Regions from separate parts of the Mus musculus genome. Here region 1 is linked to region 2. The links are chromatin loops, found by intact Hi-C in ENCODE. Cell type or tissue: heart. All regions are shown on one strand. Each heading gives the region's core, and the rest is flanking DNA. Links, peaks and the distances in the headings are about the cores only.

The links. Hi-C counts contacts between places; a loop is a spot of excess contacts. Peaks named below come from ENCODE experiments on the same cell type or tissue, not always from the same donor. Only the 100,000 strongest peaks of a DNase experiment are listed, where the experiment ranks them.
Region 1: a loop joins it to region 2, with 5 times the contacts of the local background. A loop is called at or near these places in 24 of 42 quality-filtered maps.

Annotation. Positions count from the first base shown.
Region 1 is chr3:158,032,839-158,041,322 of GRCm38, reverse strand. Srsf11 (serine and arginine-rich splicing factor 11) reads left to right here and starts at 4,717. Exons shown (of 13, transcript NM_001379531.1): 1 at 4,717-4,807. The coding sequence starts at 4,718. It overlaps Lrrc40 (leucine rich repeat containing 40), which reads right to left and starts at 4,641. Exons shown (of 15, transcript NM_024194.6): 1 at 4,447-4,641; 2 at 701-882. The coding sequence starts at 4,597. In heart, for the core only: no CTCF peak of the experiment used is centred there; a DNase peak (open chromatin) is centred at 4,692; H3K4me3 peaks cover 3,105 bases; H3K27ac peaks cover 1,383 bases.
Region 2 is chr3:157,941,815-157,950,316 of GRCm38, reverse strand. It overlaps Ankrd13c (ankyrin repeat domain 13c), which reads right to left and starts at 3,317. Exons shown (of 13, transcript NM_001013806.2): 1 at 2,361-3,317. The coding sequence starts at 2,790. In heart, for the core only: no CTCF peak of the experiment used is centred there; DNase peaks (open chromatin) are centred at 2,426, 3,116 and 3,326; H3K4me3 peaks cover 2,686 bases; H3K27ac peaks cover 1,917 bases; H3K27me3 peaks cover 383 bases.

The DNA.
Region 1 (8,484 bases), core at 1-8,000, 91 kb before region 2:
CTTAATATCACACACAGAACAGATATGAGCTGGGAGAACAGCTTTACAGTCTCACAGAATCATAGCATCTTCACAGTAGAAAGAACCTCAGAATAAGCCAGACTATTGTTTTGTTATTTTACAGACACAAAACAAAACTTTTTGTTCCTCAAGAATGGCACTGTTTACATCCACCATTTCCACACACGAGTTGAAGAGTTTGGACATGACCCAGTTCACTAAAGGCCTGTAGATTCTAAAGTACACCCTTCATGGTTCACTTATCACATGATAGGTCAACTTTCACTACAAAAAAAAAAAAAAAAAAAAAAAGACCCAACTAAGAACACAAAAAATTCAGGTAAATAGTTACAGTCAATGAGTCTAAGGGCAAGTTCTGAAACAGGAACACAAAAGACCCCTGAGTACTGTATTTGCTTTAGTGTCTAAAATAAAATTTAACAAGGGGAAATAAAAAACAAAAACAAGAAGCCAAGTGCCAGTTCTGTTTGCACACATGACTCATTTAATCACAGCATCTACACCAGGTCTGTGGACATAGAGACATGGAGCCGATCTTCCAAGTCAGTTTTTTAAATTTGTCTTGCATTCTACAAGCTCAGCAAGGAAGGCTTCCTGTTTAGCAACTTCTAAATTTAGCTCTTCAACTTACCTAAATTCAGTTTGTTTAACTAAGATCCCATAATTATAGTCAACTTACATCAAGAACAGTAAGGGCAGGCAAGAGTCGGAGGTCATCAGAGAGAGACTGAAGTTTATTGCTGGAGATGATGAGTTTGGTCAGATCTGTCTGATCCCACCATCGTTCAGTAGAACTGAATGAAAGATTCTGATTAGCCTCTTCAGGAATGTCCACATTTATTCTCCAAACACACTGAGGGACTATCTCCATCACCACCACATCAAGAAGAAAAGGGAAAAAGAATAAAAATGAAGTGAAGACTTAGAGACATACTCATTGAATACTTTATCTTACAATGGTCCCAAGTAACTCCAGGGCCTGAGGGACAGCATGGTCAGGGCCTGAGGGACAGCATGGTCAGGGCCTGAGGGACAGCATGGTCAAGGCCTGAGGGACAGCATGGAGGGTATATTAGTGACTTTTCTATTGCAGTAATAAAACACCATGACCAAGATAATTTATAAAAGAAAGTGTTTAATTTGGATTATGGTTCTGGGTGGAAAGGGGTAGAGCTCATGATGGTGGAGTAAATGATGCACCCTGAGCTACAACCATGAAGCAAAAAAATGGTACAAGGTTACATCTTCTAATCTTTCCCAAGTGGAGACCAAATATTCAAGCACATGAGCCTCTGGAGAACATGCTCATTCAAACCCTCACAGTGGGTAAGAGCACTCGCTGTCAAACCTGCTCAGAGTCTGAACCTCAGAACAACACTGCTGGAGAAACCCAGCTCCCACACGATGCCCCCTGACTGCCCATGTGCAGGTAAATAAAAAATAAATGTTCAAAAGGTATTTAAATGTCAATAAACCAAATGTTAATAAATTACAACACAATGTATTTTATTGGGGGGGACCCAGACTGTAGTGTGAATTTTACATGAGACCCTGAGTTTGATCCCTAGCATGAAAACACAAACTACAATGCTAAACTCTCCTGATAACTCTGTGAGACAGGAGGTTTCATTATCCCTGTTTTGTAGGTGAAAAAAAAAAAATGAGGCATCAAGAAAATGTGTGACTACCCAGAGTTTAGCGGGTACGTTAGCACTGTACTCTAAGCTCTGCAGAGCCACTTGCCATTATGGCCTGTGAAAGGTTTCTGATCCTAGCAGCTACCATTCTACCAGACATAATTTTGTTTCTTACCCACCACACAAAACTGTGTTATTCTACTGTAGCAAAAGGTAACATCTATAGTGTAGTGAGTAGAACAATCACTATGAAGTGGAAGCTCCACTAGAGTGCTTGCTTCCAGGCAAGGCCCTCACTGAGATAAGCAAAAGCTTGAATTTCTAGGAAAAAGCTTGTCGACAAGCTGAATCAAAACCTGGTGTAGCCAACTATCCAAAGAGTCTTTCAGTCCCTGACAAAGGTATGGCTGCAGGAGGGTGACACAAAACTTGGAATAGGACTCAAGCCAATCAATCACTAGTTATGCCCTACTCTCACTGTCATTCAAATTCACCAGAGACTTCCCAATCAGATGCAGGAATGGAAGCTTGCCTCTGTATGACTCAGTAAAGAGTCAGAATAAGGAAAATAGATTTTAATCCCAAAGAGACAAATAGAACAAAAGCTTTAGAAATTTAAAAGGGGAAAGAACATAGGAAAAGAGCAGAAAATCAGCTCCTCCTTCTAGGTTCCTGTCCTGACTTACTTCAATGATGCCAAATAAACCCTTTCTTCCTCAACTTGCTTTTGGTGATGGTGTTTCCTCACAGCAATGGTAACCCTTACTACAACAACTAGTAATGGTATATTAGTGAGCAATAACGTATTTTCAATGTATAGATATCTTTATAGTTTGGTGGGTTTGGAGTCACAATAGTCTGTTTCTTTCTTGATGGGTGGTACTGGAGACTGAGCCTTCAAGAACAGTCTACTTAATATGTCTACTTAAAATTCTAGACTAGATATACAAACCAACAGATGTGCAAACTGCAACACAGAACTATAAAAAAGTGAAGGAAATATGATCCCTCAAAAATTGCAACTGATCTTCACAGATACTGAAATAGACAAAATGCCACATGAAACTTTCAAATTTTCGGGTAAGAAATTACTAATTAATTAAAAGAGGATACAAACAAGTAGATGGTTTCAACCTAGGTCTCAGAGAAGAAAGTCAGCAAAATGGATGAAAACATCCACAATATGAATGAAAAGTTAGAAACATGGAAGAAAAATTCAGAAACTGAGATCAAGGGGGGGGGGGGATCTTAACATCAATTAGCATAGCCAAGACAATCCCCCACAGACCCACCGACAAGCTTACTTGTGTTGACCCTAAAAAAAAAAAAAAAAAAAAAAAAAAAAAAAAAACCACTTTCCTATTGTCCCAATGCTGTGCAAGAGGCTGCTTTACAATGGTATAGCAATTATACAACGGTTTTCAATACCAGTCTGAATACTCTCCCAAAATTGCCTCTGCCAAACGAACCAGTATATCTGTCTTCTCTCAGGTACTCAGGACATGGGTAGAAAGAAGGAAGCCATTTCTTGGCCACAATATAATCCAAATGGCAGCTAACCCAGTTCCCACCACAGTCCTTGTTGCCCTGTAAAACTTCAAAAGTCAGGCTTCCAATGTCTACATTTCTGTCAGCATTCTTATTTTCCAACTTCCCATAACAACAAAACAAACCAAAACACAGTCCATTATGCTCTGCCCATAACATTCAGCTTTTTTCCTAGACCTACATTCCAGAGCCTTCCACATTCTAGCCATATAAAATAGTTCAAATATCCTAGGAACCATGTAGTCAGATTTATCCACTTTCTGGGTACCAATTTCTATTCTACTCTTCTTTCCAGACGCTGTGGTAAAATACCATAACAAAGAACCTTAGAGAAAAAGTTTATTTTAGCTCATAATTTCATTTGCAGGCCATCAGTCAAGATGGCAGGAACTTGGAACAGCTACTCACAACACAACTACAATCAAGAGCAGAGGGAGAAATGAATTAAGGCACGCACACTTTTTTATACGACTCAACCTTTGGATTCAAGACCCAACTTAGGGAATGGCACAACCCACAGTGGGCTAGATCTTCCTACATCAATTATCAATCAAGACAGGTCTTCATAGACGTTCTTCATAGAGAACATGATCTAAATAATCCCTCATTGATTGTGTCAACTTGACACAAGTAATCATCACATTCAGTAAGCATACACATAATGTCTTTACTTAGTCAACCTTACAGATACATAAGTACATTATTAGAAGTGGAAGATTTTAATCAATGCAAGTAGAAAAAAATATTACAGAAAGAATGCTTCACTTCTCAATCCTCTCTTTGTCTCTGTCCTCTCCTACCAAACACATACACTACAAAGGTATTTATTTATACTTAGTAATATGTAGATTTGTGCTTGTTGATCATTCATAGGTTTCTCAGGATGTTCTCAAATTCATATACTCCGCAGCATTTACTCTGAATTAGTACTTAGGATAAGGAGTATGTTTGTCATTGGGATTTTCCTCAAGTGGAAGAAAAAAAAAGGCTAGGCTTGAAAGAAAATTATTCTAAGCTCACAGAGGGGAGCTGGTAAAACGAAAATAAGAGGAAGGCGAATCAAATACCTGCCTATCCTCTATCTCACAGCGAATTTACTCCCAAACTACGATGTTTATCCCGTATTCTGTGGACATCTCAGTGAACACTTCGAGTAAGTCAAGGCCAGTCTTAGCAGGGCCACGGAGCAGGCGCGGGTGGGTGCACAGGGGACCAAGAGGATGTTCGCGCGCTGCCTCACCTTCCCCGAGGTTCCTTCCCGCCAAGTTGAGTTGGCCGCTGCTTCTCGCTGCCTTCAGCAGGCCCTGGGGAACAGAGGGGCCTCTGTCCTTGCCCTCCGCGTGGAATCCCGCACGAGGGTCAAACCTAGGGGCTCTCAGCTGGCGCGACATATTCAAAAGCTCACACCGGAAGCCCCGACCACGGCTGTGACGTTTCAAGGTGCCATGGCTGGATAACCCCGCCCCTTCCGCCTCACAGTAATCCGGGCCTTGCCCTAGCTGCGCGCGCTGATGTCGTCACCGCCAGCTCCCGGGACCGCAGGACCGACGAGCCCTTCCGTTGCCCTCACCAACCTCGCCCTCAGGAGAAACTTCTTTCGGGTAAGTGCGTCTAACGGGCTGAGAGGTCCTCGTGGGGGGAACATGGGCTCCCTAGACAGCGCGGTCGGGCATGGCTGCGCTACCCAACGTCGCATCAGAACGTGGCGGCGTCGAAACCTGAGGCGCGGCCTGTGGCCCTGGGCGCCAGGCCTGGGGATCGCTGAGTTCAGTGCGGTGATCGAATTGATCCCGGAGAACAGGATGGCGAGTGACACGAAGCTTGGCCCTTAAGCTTAAGTACCCACCTGACAGCTAAAAGCTGTGGTGAAGGGCTCGGACTTCGAATCCTGCTCGCTTACAGACTAACTTATGCAGTTGGTCCCACGCTTACGAAGCTCATTTTTCACTGATTTACCGATAATCCAGTCTTAAGAAGTTTTAAAAATAACTTCGGATAATGAAAATGTAAATACTGACCTGGCATGGTGGCGCACGTCTTTAATCACAGCACTAGATTAGGCAGAGTCAAATGGATCTCTTGAATTGGAGGTCAGCCAGGTCTACACAGCGAGTCCAGGACAGCCAGAGCAACAGAGAAACAGTCTCAAAAAAGAAAAAAGGAAAAAAAAAAGAAGAAGAAAGAAAGAAAGCAAAGAAAATTTAAATGCGTAGTTTTGTTGTAAATACAAAAAAGAAAATTTTATTTAATAAGTAGCGATTTCCTGCTTAGTTTTTCCTGGAGTTTACAAAGTATTGATATATTTTCCCAAACGAAGAAGTAGCCCTCAACTATCCAGGGCTGGGGATATAATTCCCTAACGTGGGCAGGGCCGTGAATCCTGTGTCCAGCGCAGACCAAATTCTTTGACTGAAATTGATTTTCTATTACATTCCTCTTTAAGTTTAGTGTTTCTTTTTGCACACGTGAATAGGGTTTCACGTGCCCTGGTGCCTCAGGAGGTTAGAGAACAACTTGAGGGAGTGGGTTTTTTTTTCCACCAACCTGCAGAGCCATCTCACCAGTATGAAATGGTTATGAGTCTGGGGGATGTTTAGAGATTCACTAGAATGCAGCGCCCAGCCACCTCAGTCGGGTTTATAAAGGCAAAGAATGCAAAATTACAATGTGTTTATGTTCAAGCAGAACAAATTTATTTACAGGAACATCAGTTAAAAATATATATCCTTAGCAGTCCTTAACATAGGAGGTCTAATTTTGCCTAACTACAGAGATTTTTAACTTTTAAACATAGTTAGCCATCAACATGTCAGCCATCACAGAAATGAGTTTTTAAATTAATTTGTTTTCTGTGTATTTATGTTTGTGTTTTTTTGCTCTAAGAAAATATCAGATCCTTTGCAACTGTGGTTATGCAATGATTGTGAGCCGCCTGCCATGTGGGTGCCTGGATCAAACTTTGGTGCTCTGAAAAAACCTTAAGTGCTTCTAAACACTGAGCCATCTTTCCAGCCCCGATTTTCTCCCCTTCTTTTAAATGTAAAGAACATATGCAGGGAGAAGGCTGCATAACTCTTTTGTCATCCTAATGAGAAAAACAGTATTAGTTGAAAAGTAGATTTGGTGTGGTCTGACCATACTGTATCACATGCAGTTTCTTCACCCAAATGTATTTTAGAGTTTTGTTGTGTTTTGTTTTAGAGTCTACAGAATCTATGTAGCCCTACCTAGCCTGGAACTCACTATGTAGATCACACTGGACTCCAACTTGAAATCCACCCTGCCTATCAAGTGCTAATATTAAAAATGAGTGCCACCACATCCAGCATATTTCTATATCAATAGGTATGAACTGGCATAAGGATTTGGCTAATACAAGTTCATAATATACTGTATGTTATACTCATATAGCATGTGAAAAATAAACAGGTTGTAGCCAAAATTATCTCTTGCATTTGAGAAAATTATCTATTTGTTGCTAATTGATAGAAACTGGAAGGTAATTCATGGATTGAGCTTGTTTATAAAATATATGAGGGTAGTCTTGACAACTAGTTCTTTATGGTAGTTGAATTACCTTAAGACTAATAATGCATTTAAAATGAAACATTTTTCAGTAGTGGCACTCAAAGTATTTGTGGGTTTTAAAATTAGACAATATGGGGACAATTGGAAGGCTCAGTTGTTAAAAGCACCTACTGAAGCCCGGCAGTGGTGGTGCACCCCTTTAATCCTAGCAATTGGGAGGTAGGAGGCAGGAGGATTTCTGAGTTCAAAGCCAGCCTGGTCTACAGAGTGAGTTCCAGGACAATTCACAATTGCCTTTAACTCCGTTTCAGAGAATATGACCTCTGCCAGCATCTGCACACACATGGTGCACATAAAGGCTCATACAGGTACACACACAGACATAAATTTTAAAATTTTTTTAATTAGACATTCTGCATTATTGAAGTAGCGCCAAATAAAATAAAAGATCACATCTTTTGGGATGTAGTTCAGTTATAGAACACTTACATATCTTGCAAAGACGTTGGGTTCTATCACCAGCTCTGGAATACTGAAAAGCAGCCCTCTTCTGTCCTGCTAAAGATTAGGCATACCTGCCTTTTTTTTAATGGAGGTGTTTGGCTATGGTTTATTATATGCATTTTATTTAATATCGCTTGACATTACTTAAAAAAAAAAAATAAGCAATCAAGTCACCCAGAAAGTGCTGATTTGTTTCGTGACAGAAAGTAAAACTTATTATCAAATAAAGATAGGGAAATCCATTCTTACCACTACAATTTAATAGTACATTTTCAAACATCGCTGTGTCCCTCATGAAATTTTGTTTATATATTAGACTTTTTTCATAGTTGAAAGCTATAGTTGATGACTGACTTATTAAATAAGTAGTTTCCGTTCTAGTAAGAGAAAAAGAGGTTAATTTGTGCAGAGTTTCTTGCCTTTTTAGTACATGCATTTCTTACATCTCTATGTTTGCTTATGGAGAGAACTGCAATTCCAATAGATTGGGAACATTGGCTGTCTTTTCTTTGTTTTCTGTGTTATGCTATACTTCTAGCATCTCAGAAATCTCTAGAAGTTAGTAGAGATATAGTATTTGGAGAAATTTGTGAGTTTGGGATGCCTTTATAATATTGGAGAAATAGTAAGAAGAAAGAATTTGTTGCCTATATCCAGATTCTATAATTCTGTTGCCTTTTCTGGCAAATAATTACGATCACTTAAACTGTCATAGATTAGATATACTTACTGTTTGTCTTAAGATTTTTGTCACCTGCTTTTAGCTATATTATTTCTGTGAAAGTCATTAACAATGATAAGTATTTCATTGCCTATTCAACTTAGTAGCTCTATGGTGATAGTCAAAACAGATGGAAAATATTTAAATAAATTACTTTTTTGCTAGCCTTTCTGCATCAAATGCCCTCGATTACTGTGCTCAGTAAGTCTTACATAAATCAGATTTGTAGTTAAAAGATTTTATCATGCCGGGCGGTGGTGGCGCACGCCTTTAATTCCAGCACTTGGGAGGCAGAGGCAGGCGGATTTCTGAGTTCGAGACCAGCCTGGTCTACAAAGTGAGTTCCAGGACAGCCAGGGCTATACAGAGAAACCCTGTTGGTTTAACTATAATTTTTATTATAAAACATAAAGCATATAGAAAAATGTAGAGATGGATTAAACCCAAGTTTGATCAGGGACCCACATGGTGGAATGAGGGCACCTTCAAAGGGCACTGTGACGCACACATACACTATAAATAAGT
Region 2 (8,502 bases), core at 199-8,198:
GTGGTAGCACATGCTTGAAATCCCAGAGTTGTAGAAACAAAGGAAGGCACATAAAATAAAAATAAATCTAAAAAAAAAAAAGTTTTAATAGCTAGGCTGGAGGCGGAGGCGGCTAGGGTTAAGTTAACCTGCAGTAATGGGAACAACAGACAACCTGGGTTCAATTCAATCCTGGGACCCACACAATGAAAGAGAGACTTAATTCTCCACAAGTTGTCCTTGGATCTTCACAAACAGGCATGCAGAAATAAATTCGGTTAAAAAAAAAAATACTGATCTTAGAGTTTAATGGGGACACTATGAAACTACAGAAGAGCACAGCAGTGCCTCTTCCCTGAGTGTGCCAAAAAGAGGCATGGTTGCACTTTTTACAGGCAAGAGCCCATAGCTGCTTTGATCATAAGTGATATAAAGGCAGCTAAATGAAATACAAAAAAAGGTGAATTTTGGTGGGTAAAGGTCAGGAGTATCCTTTAAGGATATATAGAATTCTAATTATTCTGAAAAGTATTTAGTTTTTAAAAATGATAAATACATAACTAGAAGCTCAACAATCAGTAATTCCAAAATTTCAGTAGTTCCTATGGCATCCACTTATCTCTTAAAGAGCATTAACTTGCAAAGGGGATGTTTGACCATTTTCAAAGAGACTTTAAGGCATGTAACTAAGTTCTAAAGGCAAAGATAAAACACAGCTACTACTAGACCACGTCTAAACAGCATCCTACTAACCAATACACTAGGGCTACGATTCAACTGTTTAAGTCGGCATCTAGTTCTCGGTAGCAGTCAAATGTGCTTGGTAGAACAGCACAGTAAAATAGACTAAAAGGCCGGGCGGTGGTGGCGCACACCTTTAATCCCAGCACTTGGGAGGTAGAGGCAGGCAGATTTCTGAGTTCGAGGCCAGACTGGTCTTACAAAATCAGAAGACAAAGACAGAAAACTGAACCAAAATCATTCATTTTTTTTGTTTTGTTTTCTACTTTTGTTCTAATTTTAGATAAAAAAAAAAAATCTAAAAACCAATGAAATTCAGGAAGCTTATTTTCACAGGTGGTATTGCATTAATGTGCAAAACCATTTTGTGCACAAATGTATAATACCATCTTGAGCAGTTTACCTAATTAATTAATGTAGAATGAATGGTCAGGTTAAAAACAGCTGCCAACAATATTTGCCTGTTAATAAAACATTGAAAAATATTTTCAACAATTACTATTTCACAAGACCTTAGTTAGATACAATCCACAGCACCACGAAGTAGGGGGGGGGGAGGCAGGGGAGGATGCAAATAAGTCTTTACAAAAACAACAACAACAAGTTGCTTTAAAGGGGTTAAAAAATCACCAGGCAAGATTCGGCCAAAAGTAGATACTGATACCGTTCACTACCAAATATACCATGCTTTCTCAAACATGTGCTGTCTTAGTCAGGGTTTCTATTCCTGCACAAACATGATGACCAAGAAACAAGTTGGGGAGGAAAGGGTTTATTCGGCTTACACTTACATACTGCTGTTCATCACCAAGGAAGTCAGGACTGGAACTCAAGCAGGTCAGAAAGCAGGAGCTGATGCAGAAGCCATGGAGGGATGTTTTTTACTGGCTTGCTTCCCCTGGCTTGCTCAGCCTGATCTCTTATAGAACCCAAGACTACCAGCCCAGAGATGGTCCCACCCAAGGGGCCTTTCCCCCTTGATCACTAATTGAGAAAATGCCTTACAGGTTGGATCTCATGGAGGCATTTCCTCAACTGAAGCTCCTTTCTCTGTGATAACTCCAACTGTGTCAAGTTGACACATAAAACCAGCCAGTACATGTGGCTAAGACTTTATAATGAAAACCATAGTATGTCTTTAGTCTCAATCAAGATGAAAAATGGTCCTGGTGTGGAAAGAGCAACAAAAACAAAAGTCTCTTCAATTGCTTTGGGAAATTAAATGCGGACACATTTCAGTATGGCTTTCAAAAACCAGTGTTTACAGCACGAGGTCAGTGACGGATAAAAACTCACATCTATCTGCGCGTACCTGGGCGGTGAAGACCGGCAAGAAGGGAGGGAGGGAAAAAGGAAACGTTCCCTAAAACCCAGAAGACCTGCCTGGATGTGAGATAGCCCGACCTTTTGGCACTCGCAAAGACTGCCGCAGAGAAAATGCAACCTGTCCCGAAATGCTCAGGTGGAAAAGAAGAAAACATCCTTGCTGCACCCTGACCCCTGGCACGCTCGCTGCACCTGAAAAGACTCGAGGTTTTCCGCCAGAGGAAAACACGGTGCGGGAGAAGGGACCGGGAACCCGGAGGCCAACGGTCACCCCCACCCCACCTCCGAGGGGACGGAAATTAGGCAAAGCTCACCATGATTATCTTTCTGTCCGATATTGTGCGTGCGGATGAGCGAGGACAGTCTCCTCACGTCCCCCTTAAAGACGCACTCGTGGACCGGGTAGAGCGAGGGGCAGCCGCCTCCGTCAGCGACTAAAGCGGGGTTGCTGCCGCCCAGGCAGGCCGGGGCAGGGCAGGTGGCAGTCACTGCGTTGTGCTGCGGCGGGGCCGGAACGCCGGGGCCCGGAACGGCGGGCGCCTTCAGCTGCAGCCGGTGGTGGTGGCTGAAGATCTTATGGCAGGCCTTGCCGCCCTTGCCGCTGCCGCCCGGTCCGCTTCTGCCCCCGGTGAAGGCGCCGCCGAGCGCGGCTGTCGCCTCCTCCTCGCAGGGCTCCAGCACGTCCCCGTCCTCTTTGCTGGGCTTGTGGTCCCTCCGCAGGGAGCGGATCTTCTCCCCGGTCATAGCCGCCGCGGCGCGCGGGACAGGCTCCGGGAGGCTCACCGCGGGCCGAGCCGGCGCGGCGGCGGCGCCGGGCGATTAGAGCGGCGGCCGCGAGCCTAGCACGCAGCATGAACTCCCGGGGCGACCGCGGGTCCGCGACACGCGCATCTCCCGGAGGCGGCGGCCCTCGTCTCGGACGAGGAAAGCCGCAGCTCAAGAGACCACGACCGCACGACGCCCGGCGCCGCCGCCGCCGCCTCCTCCTCACTCGGAAAGACCCGGCGCAGCCATCTTTCCCCGGCTCCTCTCGCGAGAGCTTCGGAGGAAACGCCGCCGCGGAGTGTTAGAGGGCCGCTTCTGCGCTTGGGTCAGGGTCCGGGCAGCGCCCGCGCTCCTCTCGCACAGGGTTCCACCCTGGGCCGGGCCCTGCGGCTGAATTCAGACCCAGACTCAGAGCTCTGACCTGGTGCTCTGGGCCTTCGTAAAGGAGGAGGTCAACGGCAGTTACGAACTCTAGCTTAAAGGCTGAAACCCTGTTTGTCAACCTCCCTCAGAACGACGTAGGAAGACACCACCGGATATCGGACGTGACGTCACTCAGCTGCGCTGGACCTTCAGTAAACACTCGCTAAGACTCTGCTGGGTTCCCTAACCTGTGCAAGGACTTGCTCAGGCTGGCAAGGCTGTAGGCGAGGAGAGATGGCCAGTTATCCTGGAGGAATCTAGGGCCTGACTTTGGAATTCAAAGGCTGTTTATTACACCGGGAATGGAGGATTTTTCAAACAGCTGTTAGTTGAGTGTATTTGGGACAAACGTCAGAGTTAAAGTATGTGGAGGATGCTTACTTGAGGAAATGGAGTAATTGTTTTTAAATAAGTGGGCAGTAACCCGGGTGAGAGATGATGAAAGCATGCTCTGGGATACAGTGAATCCGGAAAAAGCTTAAGACTCCTTTAAAAATGAGTTCAAATTTAGCATATTGAAGTTGGAGGTCCTTGGTGTTTTTACACAGAGTGCTAGTTATACAGTTTGGAATTTTGGACATAAATTCTTTGGAAGTAGGAAACGGATCTTAGATCAGATTCAGGAATTGCACAGTAACCCAGCGAAATAAAATGGTGTAGAACAAAAGTGCCATAAGACGTATAGAATGAATAGTCGAGGTAGTGAGTGGGAATCAAAGCACTGTGTGTGTGTGTGTGTGTGTGTGTGTGTGTGTGTGTGATGAAATTGTGAACATTTAGAAAACTAAACTGAACATGGTGGCTCACATCAATAAGTTCCAGCACTCCAGAAACTGAGGAAGGGCAAAAGGATTGATCACATGGATTCAAGGCTAGCCTGAGCTACAGAGTGAATGCTGTCCCAAAATTAGTAGATGGACCAGTGACATGACATGCCACTGAGCATTCAATCCCTGGGACCCACATGGTAAAAGAAAAGAACCCATTCCAACAAATTGTCCTCTGGTGCATACCCACACACACACACAAAATTAGTCTTAAAAAAAAAAAAAAAAAACAGTAAATAGTAGGTAGGCAGCCAAAATCATGTACCTAATTACTGGCTGCTACCTCTTGATGGATGTTAAAACTCCTAAGTGTTCTTTCAGTGAAATCAAACACCATGAACATTTTTTTTTAAGACAACCTATTGTGGTGGTATATGCTTACAATCCCAGCACTCGGGAAGTAGATACAGGAAGGTTGCCTCAAGTGACTGTTCTCAAAAAACAAACATCTCATCCCTTTAAACTTTGAGGTTTAAGGCTTATAGTATGTAATGGGTAGGGACATCAAAATATGAGTACTATTAAAGATATTTAGTACAAGAAAAATGTAAATTCTGAGATTCTGTAACATCCCAATATAACATAAGGGGAAATTATTAGTTTAAATTGACACAGAAATCAAATTTCAGAAAGTCTTTGTGAAGGGCTTGGAGAGGAGGATCGGCAGTTGAGAGAAGTGGCTGCTTTTTCAGAGGACCTGGGATTCAGCTTCCGGCACCCACATGACAGTTTACAACTATCTGTATGTAACTCCAGCAGTTTCTGACTACCTAACACCCTCACACAGATATACATTCGGGCAAAAAAAAAAAAAACATATAAAATAAAAATAAACAAAATCATTTTTAAAAGTCTTTGTGGAGGAAGTAGTATCTGAAAGAGGTTTTAAAGAACTTATGAAAGCCCAGTCTCCCCAGTCCCTTGTGTTGTTTTATTGGTTTTTGTTTCGTTTTGTTTTTTAACTTCATGATAGTGCTATATCTGCATTACACCTAATAAAGATGAGTATATACACAAGTTTGGTTTTTATAAAATTCTGAAGCAATTTTGATACATTTTATTGCCACAGACCCTCTGGATCCCTTTGTCTGTGTGGAATGGGTCTCTAGTCGCAGGTGGGGAAAGTGTCTGATGGGATGACAGATAGATGCACACAGGAGAGGTTGTGTAGAATCTGAATGTAATTTGTCAAATCGAACTTTTTATACAGAAGACAATAAGGAAGTTGGGTGACACACTCACAAGGTACAAAGAGGTTACTGGATTCTTACATAAATCAGAGGAATGCAAACACAGGTCTAACAGGAACCACCTGGGATAGAATTCATTGTTAACAACTGGGATCAACAAGGGCTCCACCAACAACATTATGAACTAACCAGTACCCCAGAGCTCTTGACTCTAGCTGCATATGTATCAAAAGATGGCCTAGTCGGCCATCAATGGAAAGAGAGGCCCATAGGTCAGGCAAACTTTATACGCCCCAGTACAGGGGAACGCCAGGGCCAAAAAATGGGAATGGGTGGGTAGGGGAGTGGGGGGGGGGGTGGATGTGGAGGACTTTTGGGATAGCATTGGAAATGTAATTGAGGAAAATACGTAATAAAAAAAAATAAAAAACAAGGGCTCCACCTAAGATTCACTTAATTTTAGAAGCCAGGGTCAAGGGCTTCGTGCCCTTGCCAAAGTTCCTATTTTAGTCTATTGTATAGTCCACCTTCCCCCTAGGCCATTGTAAATACGTGCGTCTGGGTATAACTCAGCTATCTATAGTTCTAAGTATCTACTCTGGTTTCTCCTTAGGTCTGAAACTCCCTTCTTCCTAGGTGATGGTAAATTCATGTGTAGGGCAGTGACTTAGTTTTTATTCAAAGTGATAGTGTAGTACCAGAGGCAATTCTGAATGTCACTGAATAGCAACATTTTTACTGAATTTCCAAGCCCATGGTCTTGCTCAAGGACTTTCTAGGACTGTTGGAACACTGGTGAAGGCTTTAGCTATGTCAGAATTCAATCTTAAAAGGCACTTATAATAGGATAATACTAAAAGAGAGCACGTGGATCCATACACTAGACTAACTCGGGAATGGAAAATTAATGTATGGGTTAGAGAGAACGCCAGACTCCAGGAGTGAGTTTCCGTGAAACCCTTCTGCCTCGTGTGTAGCATCCAAGCCTCTCAGCTTGTCAAGCTGACTCAACCAGAGCGTGTGGCACTTTATAATTCATATTATGCTCCCAGAAAATCTATTCCAAATATTAGTGACAAGAGTTTTCTGTGGAATTGGGCATGGTGGTACACGCCTTTAATACCAGCACTTGGGAGGCAGAAGCAGGCAGATTTCTGAATCCAGGACAGCCAAGGCTACACAGGAAAACCCTGTCTCGGGGAAAAAAAAAAAGAGTTTTCTGTGGTATTGAAGAAGAAGTCTATGGCAGGAAAAGACTTTAGGATCCATGTTGGAAATCACCTCTCCTAGCAGCAACACAGCCTCCTGAATTATGTTTCCTGTCTTTCCTTCTTCCTCATTCTCCATTACAATTTCCATATGCCTCCTTCATCTTCTTGGCCTTTGAGTTCTGTGAGGAGGGAGCCATACTTAGCGTTGCAGTGTCAGGGATGAGATGCATTGCTCCCATGCTGGTACCTGCAGCACCCACAGGTGTGCTTCAAAAAGACCTCTGCTCTCCTAAAACTGGACAAGCCAGTTAAAGCAGAATTTGGATTTACTAAGAGGAGGCAAACATGTTTAAAACAAAAAGAGATGCACTTAGGAAAAGTGCCCAAATGGCCTTCTCAAGAGTGTCACATTCGGGGGCTGGAGAGATGGCTTAGCGGTTAAGAGCACTGACTGTTCTTCCAAAGGTACTGAGTTCAAATCCCAGCAACCACATGATGGCTCACAATCATCCATAACGAAATCTGACTCTCTCTTCTCAAGTGTCTGACGACAGTGTACTTACATATAATGAATAAATAAATCTTTAAAAAAAAAAAAAGAATGTCAAGTGTCTTAACAGTCAGCTAGTTGTGGTCATTCCTAAATTTACACCATTCAAAGGGCTTCCACGAACTAACTCACTCCTCCTCCCCTCTCTCTTAAACCATGCAGTAGTTTCTGGGATCCTTTGGATAAGGGAGAAGAGCTGTCCCATCCTCTGCCTATCTCAAACCCTGAGCTTGGTTTTCTGCTATTTAACCTTACTTGAAATACCTCTACATAGCATATTCTCTCTGGGAAACCGTATTATAAAATTCAATCCGTTGTATTGGAATTGATTCTTGACTCTCAGATGCTGGAAGGCTCCAGAGTGAAGGACCCCTTCAATTAAAACTGCCTTGAAAGCATGTAATAACCTACATAGCACACTTAGACCAGTTCTCACGAGTAGCCCTTCGAGTCCCGAATTGGTGACCTTCCTGGTGAACCCCTCAGCCAGTCCCAACCCTGGATGGACTCTTCAGATCGATCTCCATCAAGGACATGAGTAGAAGGAAGCAGTAGCACACTCAGCTCGCACTGGGTGGGGAAGTGGGTGACCTAATTAGTGTTGGCCAATTGGACTGATCTCTGAGTAGAAGTTGAGGCCAAGTTCTCAAGATAGTAGAACTATTTCACAAAGGGGATTGGCTCTGAGAGATGCAGAGACAAATTCCAAGAACCAGCAGCAAGCTTTAACACCCAGACATGGAGGAGGAAAGGAAGGGAGGGACTCCTGGGATAAGAAGGGAAGGAAGGAGGGACACAGTTAGCTTAGTGTTTTGCTTTCAGTTGAATATGACCTTTAAAATATCTGGATGTGAACTGAACTACTAACTTCTCAAATATTTTTACTTTTCAGTCAAATATTGAGGATAGAAGATCCAATCCATAACTCAAGCACTGAATTTACCACACACAAAATCATGTTGTTGTTGTTGTTTTCAGAGTAGCACTTCCTAATTTCTTGTGTGGTTAAGAATCTAAATTACGAGGCTGGAGAGATGGCTCAGTGGTTAAGAGCACTGACTGCTCTTCCGAAGGTCCTGAGTTCAAATCCCAGCAACCACATGGTGGCTCACAACCATCCGTAATGAGATCTGACGCCTTCTTCTGGTGCATCTGAAGACAGCTACAGTGTACTTAGATATAATAATAAATAAATCTTTAAAAAATATAAATTATGGGCCAGTGACATGCCTCAGCAGATAAAGGCACTTGCCACTAAGGCTGGTGAACTGAGTTCAAAACCACACACACAAAGGTTTTGCTTATTTTTTTTCCACACAGTGAAAGACTCCGAGAGGAGCCCCTCGCTCAGGCCTCAGGACAATAGCGGACACCCAAGAACTCACGACAGACCGAGCTTGTTGCAAACCACATGAGGCTTTATTCGGGGAAAGCCAGAGCTCTGGGGACGACTCATATCTCACGCAGGGGTAGAGGAGTCGTCCTCGAGG